Regions from separate parts of the Homo sapiens genome. Here region 2 is linked to region 1. Evidence: chromatin loops called from intact Hi-C (ENCODE). Cell type or tissue: B cell. All regions are shown on one strand. Each heading gives the region's core, and the rest is flanking DNA. Links, peaks and the distances in the headings are about the cores only. Region 1 overlaps LOC105377975 (a long non-coding RNA gene). Region 2 has its middle 260 kb from the start of MIR3144.

What was found. Hi-C counts contacts between places; a loop is a spot of excess contacts. Peaks named below come from ENCODE experiments on the same cell type or tissue, not always from the same donor. Only the 100,000 strongest peaks of a DNase experiment are listed, where the experiment ranks them.
Region 2: it touches region 1 in a loop (18-fold over the local background); 2 of 110 quality-filtered maps call a loop at or near these places.

The regions. Positions count from the first base shown.
Region 1 is chr6:119,741,073-119,744,011 of GRCh38, reverse strand. All of the region lies in intron 2 of LOC105377975 (a long non-coding RNA gene), which reads right to left. Among named protein-coding and RNA genes, the nearest start is that of MIR3144, 270 kb to the left of the region's middle. In B cell, for the core only: CTCF peaks have their summits at 1,421 and 1,623 (motif pointing left); a DNase peak (open chromatin) is centred at 1,621.
Region 2 is chr6:120,273,507-120,276,445 of GRCh38, reverse strand. No RefSeq gene overlaps it. Among named protein-coding and RNA genes, the nearest start is that of MIR3144, 260 kb to the right of the region's middle. In B cell, for the core only: no CTCF peak of the experiment used is centred there; a DNase peak (open chromatin) is centred at 1,715; H3K27ac peaks cover 824 bases.

The DNA of each region.
Region 1 (2,939 bases), core at 338-2,837:
GATCAGTCACATTTGACAGTACGAAATACTAACATTGCAAAAGTGTGTTACTATTCATTTCATAGTAGATACTTTTATTATTCTCATTATGTAGATGAGGCAACTAATTCTTCAAGAAGGTAGTTGCTTTGCTCAAAATCACTCAGGTAGGAATTAGTGGAGGACAGATTAAAATCCAGATCTTCTGACAGAAGATCTCACAGCTCAGAAACTAGGTTGTGTGCAATTAAGCCCCTCATCCCCATAAAAGTTACTTTCTTCAATCTACTCTGGCCTTTTGAGTTAGAGAGTACAATAAAGCCTATTGCAACAATATCAGGTCTAGTTGAACCTGGCCTGGAACCTCGCTTCTACAGATCTACAGAGCCAGCAACATGGACATCATCTATCTTATTAGACACGCAGAATCTCAGGCCTCATCTAATGCTTATTAGACACACAGAATCTCAACCCTCATCCAATGCCTCCTAAGTCAGAATCTTTATTCCTACATGGGGATTCAGATGCACTTTAAATCTTAAAAAGCACTGGCCCACAACTCTAATAGTACCTTATTGCCAACCTGTGGTTGATTACCAAGCCTCGATTTACCAATTCTCCCACCTACTTTAGAGACTTGGAGTTAGAGCTAGATAGGCCTGAGTTCTGTGTGAACTTGCATAAGGAGATACAGTTTTTTCATGTGCAAATGAGGAAAATAACTCATTCTTCCCAAGGGTTGTCATTAGAATTAAGAGAAGATATATATATATGTTATATATATATATGTTATATAGATATGTCATATATGTTATAGATATGTTATGTATGTTATATATATGTGTGTGTATATATATAGTACTATATATGTGTGTATATATATACACTATATATACACATATACACATATATACACTATATATACACATATATAGTACTATATATACACATATATAGTACTATATATACACATATATAGTACTATATATATACACACATATATATATAATATCATCAAACATATATGTATTTGATGATACACACAGTAGGTACCCAATAAGTAGTAATTCCATCACTTCTTCCTCAGCCCTCACATCACTATTGACCACCATCCTTACTTACTCCCCTATAATTGACCTCAGCTAAATCCTCATTTCCATCTTTTTCGAGTCCTGATTCTAGTTCTCACTCAGCTGACATTTCCTGCCCCCTTTCCATCTTCAAAAGGGGTTCCTTTCTGGCTTGGTATGGTCTGCCATTCCCACCCTCTTCAGATAGCATCCCAGAGCAACCAACTCACAGCACATGTGCAGAGATATCACATGTGGATTGCCTAGCAAAGCTCTGTTTCATTTGCATGCTTTTGAATTCACTTGCATGCCTCCAGGTAGAGCATGTACTCTCAACTTGGCCACAGACCTTCATCACCTTTTGTCTTTCATTGGTCACATTCACAGAAGTATGTTTCTTGTCACATCTCTATAGGCACTTGTGTTTGTGAGTTTTTACACCTCAACTCCTTTAGCTTTTATCCTTATTAACTACGGAGGATAAAAGGGCAAAGGGTTTAACCCCCTGGCTAATTACAGAGGTCCCTGCACAAGCACTTGCCCCCGCCGATGACTTTCGTTGTATGTGGTCCTCTGCTGCCCCCTACGGGCCTCTTCCCACTTTGCCCACTGGCCTTGATTAATGTCTGTTCAAAACCGTTAAGAATCCTTGTCCTGATTTCATAGTGCAGTATATAGAGTGTACCCAGGTAAAACTGCAAGGTTTCACATTGGAAAGAATAACTTGAAACATAAAATACACTCCCCAACTAACAGTACTTCCTTTATAAGGTTCTATCCATAGTACTTATCTCACTTTCTTAAAAATACATAATTACTTGTCTATGTATGCCCCCACTAAATGGAAAGCACTGTCAGGGCCACATAATCCAGCCTTGGGCATAGGGGAAATACCCCAGAGGAAAGGATGCCTAGCTAGACTCACAACAAGTGAGTAGACTATAGCTTGACCAAGGACATGAAACTAAGAAAAAGCTAGAGTCTTTGAAGAAATAATCAAAGTTCAGCATGGTTAAAAAGTTGAACATTGTAAGCAGAGGTACATTAGAGGGAGAAAGTAGGAAAAGAGGAAATTGGAAGTGTAAGTTAGGTCCAGATCATTAAGGACTATATTTAAAAGTTTATAATTTGTTCTAAGAACAAAGATGATCAACTGCTGGGTTTTAAGCAGAAAGTATAGTCATCAGGTTAATATTTCTGAATGATCACCCAAGAGCATTATTACAGCAAACCAGGCAATAGAAGATGATTGTCTAGACTAGATGAATTGAGGTGAGGGGGGAGAGAAGTAGACGGAGAGAAGTAGATGGAGCCTGGAGAGATTTAGAAGATGCAATCAACATAGACTACAAAGAGAAGAGATAAATGAAGAATGACCACGTTTCTATTTTGGATCACTGGGAACATATGGTGCTAGAATTAACTGAGATCAGTATCTCAACACAAAATACCATCAAAGAAAAAACAACAACAATAAATTGAACCTGATCAAAATTTAAAATTTCTGCTCTTCAAAAAACACTATTAAGAAAATTAAAGGGCAAGGCTCAGACTCAGAGAAAATATTCACAATACATATATCTGAAAAATGACTTGTTTCAAAAATACAAAAAGAACTTTCACAATTCAATGAGACAAAAAAGCCAATAAGAAAACGGGAGAAGATCTGTACAGACACTCCACAAAAAAAGATATACATATGTGTGTGTGTGTATACATATATATATGTATGTGCATACATATACATATATATATGTATACACACACACACATATATACAATGACATATGAAAATATGCTTACCATATTTAGTCATCAGTGTGATGCAAATTAAAACCATAAGATAATATTATATAGCCATTACAATGGCAACATTTTTAAAAACTGTTA
Region 2 (2,939 bases), core at 253-2,752, 530 kb before region 1:
AGGCAATAGTTATGCATTAGTGTTCACCCACAGAAATTCTGGTTCCTAACCTTTAAGGGTTTACACAGCAAATGTTATATTTTTCTGTGTGTAGATAAATTCATAAATCAATGTGTACAGCTCATATTGCCTGAATCTTTATAGCAAATTTTAATCAGCTAAACACAAACAAATTTTGCCACACTTCATCCACCGCTATGATGAGATCAGAATACAGCAGATGTAGCTGCATGACAAAGAAATACTGCAATTAATGTCAGGCAGATTCTGGGTAAAACACGTCATGAAATTGTGACTAACATTTTATCTCGATCATTCAATCATGTTTTTGCACTGTAAAATAGAGTGAGAAGATAATTTTCCTATTCATATGAGAATAGTTTCAGATATAATAAATAGATATTTTGTCAAGTTTCCACAAAGTTTTGTTGCTTTGGAAACCTGAGTGGAGATATATATTTAGGCCATAAGAATGGAGGAAGAGAAGAGAAGAAAGAAAGACTAGAGATTACATCATCTTGTCTTGTGAAGTTAAGAGTATGTACCTGGTTGTGTCCATTCAATAACACAGTTCAGAAAATGTTCTACATTGGTCAGGATCTCGACTAAAACAAAATTAGAAGATTGTTGGCAAGGCAGTTTGGAAGAGAGGTATGAGGATAAACATTTTCGAATGGACACAGAGTGTAAGGATCATCTGTATGCCTACAAGGGGCTAACACTAAGGCCCGTATGACACTATTTCCTGGATGGAAGGGAGACAGCATGCCACCAGGTGCAGGTTGGTGATGGCAAGCTGATTACATAGAATGGTTTCTATCTTGGAGGGTTGGAGGGGGTAGGGGTTGTACTCAAGGAAATACATATGTTACTAGAATATGAATTTTCCTTTTGTGACTCAGTGCTCATGCTATTATCACTATTTTGGACTTACAGAGTGCCTAGTCTATCACACAATATTGTCTTTGACTAAAGGATATATTTTATATGAAAGAGGTACATCTATGGGTTAATACTCGAAGTATTCAATTGTTTACCATGTGCAAGTTCCCATAGAATGATGAGGCATAATGGTAAGGACTCATTCACAAAGTACACTGGGAGAAAACATTCTAAAAGGCTGAAGTGCTGTGCTACAGGGTACATATTAAGCCTTAAATCAATGGTCAATATGTATTGCCATTTCCCACATAGCCAGATTACACAGGTACACCAACAAAAAGGGTAGAAGTATATTGGGCCCCTTCACATTTATAGCCAATAATAATAACACACTTAAGGACTTTATTTTCTTACAACTCTAGGGACAATATACTCGAAACTTGTAGGACTAAGAGATAAGTGCTTCTACAGGGCAAACAGTTGGTTTCAATGAAATGAAAATTGAGTCACCTGGCAATTTTGTTATCTAAATATCACTGAATCAAAGAGAAGTGAGTCAGTGATCCTAATTAAAACTTATAATACAAAATGGGGGCAAGGAGGAGGTGTGTCAGAATCAGTGTTGACTGCATTGACACGTAGTATTCCCATGCTTGATGTATTAGCCCATTTTCACACTGCTATAAAAAAAATACCCAAGACTGGGTAATTTATAAAGGAAAGAGATTTAATTGACTAACAGTTCCACATGGCTGGGGAGGCCTCAGGAAACTTGTAATCAATGCAGAAGGGAAAGCAGGCACCTTCTTCACAAGGTGGCAGAAGGGAGCATGTGAAAGAGGAACTGTCAAACACTTATGAAACCAACAGAACTCAAGAGAACTCACTCACTATTATGAAAACAGCATGGGAGAAACCATCCCCATGATCCAATTACCTCCTTCCCTCGACATGTGGGGATTGCAGGTCCCCCCTTGGCATATCAGGATTACAATTAAGATGAGATTTGGGTGAGAACACAGAGCCAAACCGTATCACTTGATAACACTATTCATGGAAAACTGTGGAAACTCAAGACAAAACTACTGAAGATTTGTATTTTTCTATTTTGAGAACACAGTTTTTTTTTCAACCAAAGGTATAGAGTGGTTGCTATATTGTAGTATATAGTCTTCGTTTGAACCTCTAGGTGTATTCTCTATCCTTCGCTGTCTTTCTCTTTGAATGAGAGAAACTGTTTCCTAGAGTTTCCATTTGAGTTAAATTAAATGGAGTCTGGCAAAAAAAGATAGTGGCTTGGTATTGATTTCCTTTGTTTCCTGCCATTCAGTCCACAATTCAGTAGGTTCTGCATTCTTCTACTAGAGCCATAGCTTCTGTCTGGGCCTCATTCTCAAGGAAATAGCCTTCACTGGGTTCCAGCAAGGGTCCCTTCCCTTGTCCATTTAGGCCAAAACATGATGATAATTTCCCACTGTTGCTTGGTCCCAGAGGCTTTAAACTCTTTTCATTTTTGTTGCCTACTCCTCTATAAATTATCTTCTTAAAACTCTCTTCATATATCCCACTAAGCCTTTTCTTCTGTTCCTAGTCAGGTTTCTGACTAGGGGTTAACATAGTAAATGGCCCAAGAAAAAATGATACATTTTCGGTAATTAAGAGTATTTTAAGAAAATCATAGAGAAAAAAAATGGAAGAGAGGAATGAGAGAGAGGGGGCCCAGAATTGAATAATAGAGTCTAATAAACCAAAAAAGGAGCTTGAAAAACTAATGTATTTTTAAAACCCTGTGACATCAACCACAACATTAAACACAAAACATTAAGCCCAACTTAATAACATTTTAGAGCGTTGTTTGGATTATAAGACAAAGAATGTGTCTTCTATATAAGAGGGATCTGCTGCTATTTTTTGGCTGTCTGCCCTAGAGTTATTTTGTACTCTTTCATTGCCAAATTGTTTAGAGATAAAATCAATAAATGCATTGACTCCTAATGAGCTCAGTTCTAAACTTTGGAATATCAGTACTTTGGAGTAGTTTTACTCTTGGATGGATC